2 separate regions of the Mus musculus genome follow, and region 2 is linked to region 1. A link is a contact called in ENCODE Hi-C or POLR2A ChIA-PET data. All regions are on one chromosome and are shown on one strand. Each heading gives the region's core, a stretch centred on a gene start or an enhancer-like site at or near the end of the contact. The rest is flanking DNA. Distances are from core to core; before and after follow the strand shown.

What was found. Hi-C counts contacts between places; a loop is a spot of excess contacts on that map. ChIA-PET counts read pairs that join two places held with the same protein, here RNA polymerase II (POLR2A).
Region 2: a map of v-Abl transformed pro-B cells shows a loop between it and region 1 (3-fold over the local background). The contact joins the promoter of Rnh1 here to the promoter of Sigirr in region 1. A Hi-C loop is called at or near these places in 30 of 37 maps with a recorded cell type or tissue (CH12.LX, CH12F3, T-helper 1 cell and 11 more). POLR2A ChIA-PET finds 5 or more read pairs at or near these places in 3 of 5 experiments (Patski and embryonic stem cell).

What each region holds. Positions count from the first base shown.
Region 1 is chr7:141,099,141-141,101,977 of GRCm38, reverse strand. Sigirr (single immunoglobulin and toll-interleukin 1 receptor (TIR) domain) reads left to right here and starts at 1,432. Exons shown (of 10, transcript NM_001355055.1): 1 at 1,432-1,499. Ano9 (anoctamin 9) reads left to right here. Exons shown (of 24, transcript NM_178381.3): 24 at 51-759. The coding sequence ends at 78.
Region 2 is chr7:141,167,507-141,170,343 of GRCm38, reverse strand. Rnh1 (ribonuclease/angiogenin inhibitor 1) reads left to right here and starts at 1,408. Exons shown (of 10, transcript NM_145135.3): 1 at 1,408-1,668.

The DNA of each region.
Region 1 (2,837 bases), core at 183-2,682:
CTGGGGACAGGCCTGGCCTCCGACCCATACCAACCCTATCCTTCCTGCAGCTTCAGTTCCAGGAGCACGGATGTATAGACGACCTGGGGCAGGTGGAGAAATGCCACTTTCCAGGAGCCTGGACTAGGAATAAGTCCCCACCTCTACAGCTTGCCCCTATCCATAACAATGTGTATGTATGTGTTGAGGGAGGCTGTAAAATGGCCCATGTATATGTAGGATCCTGGATGGTCTACATATATGTTAATACATGAAGATCAAAGGAGGGCCTAGACTATATGTAGGTGTATATGGGCATCCTACGAAGCCCATGTGTATATGTTAACCACGGGAGACTTGTATATGTAGGGATCATTGAAATCCATGTATATTTAGGGTATTTATGAACGGCACAGATGTGCCTGTGGGGTTTGCTTCAACTTTCCTACGGTTCAGATTGGTACAGACCTGACTTGAGACTCTTGAATGACCCTAGTACCTATAGAACTGCAGGTTGCTCATAAAACCCCCATGCAGTAAAATTAGCCTAAATGCCATGGACCTCCTGGCTTCTGGGCCTCAGATCCTGCTCTGTGGCCTCCTGCTTTGTGGGAAGCCATGGACCTCCTGGCTTCTGGGCCTCAGATCCTGCTCTGTGGCCTCCTGCTTTGTGGGAAGCCTAGAGAGTAACTTCTGGATCCCCTCCCTCCCAGTTAACCTGGATCCGTACAGCGGCAAAACTTTTTACAAGCAAAATAAACCTGTGTGTATTGATTTCTGAGCCTCATGATGTAGATCCAGTTTCTAGAGATTATTTCTTCCCTGGGCTAGATTGAGATGGGATGAATTATGGCAGCCTGGGGCCACCTGGCTCTTCTTTGGTTTGCCTCATTGTCTTTGGTTTTTGTTTGGTTGGTTGGTTGGTTTTTCAAGACAGGGTTTCTCTCTATAGCCCTGGCTGTCCTGGAATTCACTTTGTAGACCAGGCTGGCCTCGAACTCAGAAATCCGCCTGCCTCTGCCTCCCGAGTGCTGGGATTAAAGGCATGCGTCACCACCGCCCGGCTTTGCCTCTTTGTCTAAGCGCGGGGCACCTTATGGAAGAAGGTTCTTCCAAATATCTGGGGTTTTGAGTGGCAAGAGAAGACACGGGGTCAGTTATGAGTGGGATGTGAATCAAGAAAGACTTTCTGGAGGAAAAGGAAGAGTTTGGGCTGGAGAGGCAAAACACCATGACAGTCAGCAGGGTGGCCCTTTGCGGGTTGCGCTGGTTGGGCTCCTTTGGTCAAACCAAACCCTGCCCCTAAGCCGGGAAGTTTGAAGATCCCGGGACGGAACTTCCTACACTCACCAGCACTAGCCTCAGGCTTAAAGCGGGACACTAGGTCCGCCCTAGCCCTGCCTGCGGGGCGGGGCTGCACCTGCCGCTGGGTCTGTCGCCGCTGCGCACCTCGGACAGGTAAACTGTCAGCTTCCGCGCGAGTCTCAGGTGGGTGGCAGTCGTGACTCAGACACGCGGAGGTGAGTAGAGGTCCTGGTTCCTGGAGCCGCTCCAGTTTTAGGGTTGAGGACCTGGGAGCACTTTGCTCCGAGGAGCCTTGGGGCCATGGTCCCGCAGGAAGTAGCTCTGAACCAGACGGGTTTCCCGCTCAGCCCGGAAGCTCGAGAGCACTGCGTCCAGTCCCCTTCTCTGGCCTTGCTCTTTTCATTCTGCCCAACATGGTCAATAGCTTCCTCTTGATTTAAGTGCAAGCCTGTAGAGGCGGGCGAGGGGTCGTAATACCTCGCCTTCGCTCCCAACAAACGTATCTCAAACCTAAGCAAGTCTAGGACACCTGAGCAGAGTGAGAGGCTGGCAGGGACCCGGGCTCGCGGGGACCCTAGCAGAGCCTTCGCCTCCTGTGAGCGCCAGCGTTCGGTGCGCGCCCAGACTAGCTGTCGGCGCGCTTCCGCTCTCCGTGCGCGTCCCCATCTTCTGCACGCGTGCCTGATAGGTCGGCTTGCCTCACCTGTTGAGTTCCGGGAAACAGGTCGTGCGCCACCCGCAGAAGACCAAGGGCAAGAAGTAGGAGCTGGATGAACTCGGGGAATTGGTCTCCTCGAGGCCTTTTATGCACACTCCTTTCTTTAAAGAAAGATATGTGGGGATCCAACACACACCAGAAACAGGGGCGGCGCAAGAGTAGCGCTGAGCAGCACCCAGGTGTCGAGATGCTGAGCAGCAAAAAACCGGATCCACAAGTGGGGAGCGGGCCTGGGGCTTCGAGCTCCGAAGCTCCAGAACACTCACTCATCTGATAGCACAGGATGCCCCTATAGCTCAAGGACTGTGCCTCCAGGACCTGGGCCTTCCAGGAACCTCAAAATACGGAGGCAATGCTGAGTGATCCGAGGGTCTAGGCTGGGATTTAAATTCTGAGGCCCTGGAGTGCCTTCAAAAGACTGCAGAGGCAAATATCTGAGGCCATCTGAGTTTTTATGCAAGAGTGGCCTGAGGCTGGGGTATGGGATAGAACAGTGGTTCTCAACCTTCCTTTAATACAGTTCTTGTTGTGGTGACTCCCAACCATAAAGTTATTTTTGTTGCTACTTCATAACTAATTTTGCTACTGTTATGAAGCTGCAACTCTTTAATCTTTAATACAATTCCCCATGTTGTGGTGACCCCCAACCATAAGGTTATTTTTTTTTCTTTTTTTTGGGGGGGGGGTTCGAGACAGGATTTCTCTGTGTATCCCTGGCTGTCCTGGAACTCACTTTGTAGACCAGGCTGGCCTTGAACTCAGAAATCCGCCTGCCTCTGCCTCCCAAGTGCTGGGATTAAAGGCTTGGGCCACCACAGCCAGGCTTCATAAGATT
Region 2 (2,837 bases), core at 159-2,658, 68 kb before region 1:
GACGTTTTGTAGTTTTACAGAAGAAAATAGTAGTAAACAAGGCAAGTTTAAGTACATTGAAGGGTACATCAGAGAGATTGGTACAACAAGAGGAAGGAAGCTTTTCTGTAAGTCCAAGATGCCAACTGATGACATTCTTGGCTTTTGGTTAGTGGAAGCTACTGGTCTGCTAAAGGATTCCAAAAGGATGCTGGGTGTGGTGACACTTGCCTTTCCTACCAGCAGTCAGGGGGAAGAGGAAGCCACATCTCTGTGAGTTGTAGGCCAGCCTGATCACAAGATATTAGTTGCAACACAGGTAGGCAAGGAAGAGCTGTTCTAGAGGGGTAGAACTAGCCCAGGATAAGGCAGCCTCTGGAACTGCACCAGCCCAATTTCTCCACAGCACTGAAACTCTAATCAGCCAGTCTCTGTAGATACAGCTTCTTTTCAGGAATTCTCCTTCATGGCAGCAACAAATAAAGGCTGGCTGGCCAAAGTTTTCCTTCTAATTGGGCAGGCTTTAATCTTTCCCCAAAGAACTGATCCCCAACTTCACAGGTCAGTTGTTGGTATTGGTTCCATGAGGATGGCTCTGCAGCGATGAAGATTAAGCTCTGTCTGTAGTGGCCACTGCACAGGGTTTATGAAGCTGAGTTCCAGCCTCTTTTCTTGCCTGTCTCTTTGCCTCCTTCTCTCCCTTCAGGGCTCCCTGTCCCAGGTCTTTTAGGGAACACAATTCCTGATTTCCTATGCTGGCCTGCTAGACTCTCCTTTACTTGTATTATTAAAGTTCCCGGAGGGACTCAGAACAGCATCTGGCAAATGACAAGTGTTTAACAAACACTTAGGTGGATGGATGCCAGTTCCTTGGCAAGGGTGTGTGTGGCCATTTGTGCAAGAGAGCAGGGCTCCTGAGTGACAAACTCTCAATGCTGACTTTTTCCACAGTGCTAGAATCCCAGCACTCAGGAAGCAAATCTGCATGTTCAAGGCCCTCCTGGGCTACACATCAAGACCTTATTTCAAAAATACAGAAACCAAAAGCAAATCCTATAACTTGGGAGTATGTTACAAAGTTTAAACATGGGCTGGAGGGATGGCTTAGGACACTGCTCTTCCAGAGCACCCAGGTGTAGTTCCCAACACCTGAATGGTGGCCATTCCCCAAGAATCTGATACCCTCTTCTGGCCTTCCTGGGCACGATGCACAGATATATATGCAGATGAAGCATTCATATATAAACGATATTTAAGACAAATATCAGAAATGCTTAGTGACGAAATGCTTGAGAGCCCCATGCATCAGAGGCTCTCGACATCCCAAGCCCTATCCCCAGGGAGAAAGGCTGTTCATAATGAACACTGTTCTAGCCATGAAAACCTGGTCGGCCTGTAGGAGAGATGGGTGTGTTCATACCAGAAGCTCTCATCACAGTCACACCCATTTCGTGGCAGCTGTGGATCATTTTACGTATTTTTAGTCAGGCTCAAAGAAGTGACTCAGGTTTGTCAAGTTCTGTTCCCAAAGTGCAGCCTGCATGTGGGAGGGACAGACCTAGTGGGCGGTCTCCAGTAGGCAAAGTGAAAGGCTAGTTGGGGCCAGAGAAAGAGAAGCGGCGAAAGTCTCTACGCCCCGCCCTGGGCGGAAGAAAACGGATCGTCTGGGACCTCTTGCAGCGGCACCAGGTGAGCAAGGGCCATGTTCCGGGGCGCCCGGCTGCCTTTGAGAGTTTTTTTCGGGTCCCTTCCTGGCCCTCTTAATACGTGGCAGAGCGGCTGGACCAGAAGGTTTGAGGGATCAAAAAATTGGGCGGGGGCGGGATCACGGGCCCGGCGAGTCTCTGAGGCCTGTTCCTCCCTTAGGGTGACACATTTGTGCCTCAGAGGAGCCTTGCTTGGTGCTTGAAGGCTGACCTCATAGCTCCGTCGCCAGCGACCTGTTCGCTCGCTCACTTTAAGGCCCAAAGAGGGTGTCTTCAGATCCTAGGATTAACCCAACAGCTAGGAGCAGCTAGTTAGCAATATCCAATCACATCAAAGCAGAGGCCTGAATCATGCTTCTAAGCCAGGCTGGTGGGACCTCCTGCCTGGTCCCAAGGCCAAACAGGGGGAGGAGTGTGGGAGAAGAACCAGCTGCCTGGGTTCTTTCACATCCCTTGCCCCTGACCTCAGATGATCGTCAGGACTGGCTGGCACCCTGCCTCCCATAAAGTCCAGTCCTGTGCTTTCCTCAAAGGTAGATACTCTAGGACCCTGTAGTCTGTAGTGCATAAGAGAGCAGGTGTGGGTTGCACCTGTGACTAGAAGTACTGTAGCTACCCCACCCCAGTGGCAGTGCCCTAGTGATGACTGGCTTTGGATGACACATCTGATCCAGGCAGTGCTGGTTTTACTCCCTGGCGAGTTGTGGGTGGGGCTAACTGGTTTCTCCATGCCCTGGCTATATGTCCACAGTGAGTTATCTCTGCCGTTGCCTCAGTTTTCCCTGTCACTAGCCCTTGTGTCAATATGTGTAAAGTGCTCCTGGTTAGCATTAAGGGGGTATCCTCCTAGCCCTGGGAAGGAAGGGGAAGACCCCGTTAGTAAAGCCATGTTGTGCCAGGCACTGTAACTTCACACAGAGCTGTTTGCCAGTTTCGGTAACTGTTATAGAGAGCAGCTGAAGTGACTTCTGTTTCTCTTAAACAGAACCTAGTACCGCTCTCCCTTCAGTGCTAGGAGCACAGCACTGATCTCTTCTTTCAAGCCTTCCAGGATACCCACATGCTGTCCAGGCTAGCTTGCTTGACAGATAGTTGCTTAGGAATGTGGAGACATGGGTATTTGTCTCTAGGCCTCAGATACATCCTTCCACA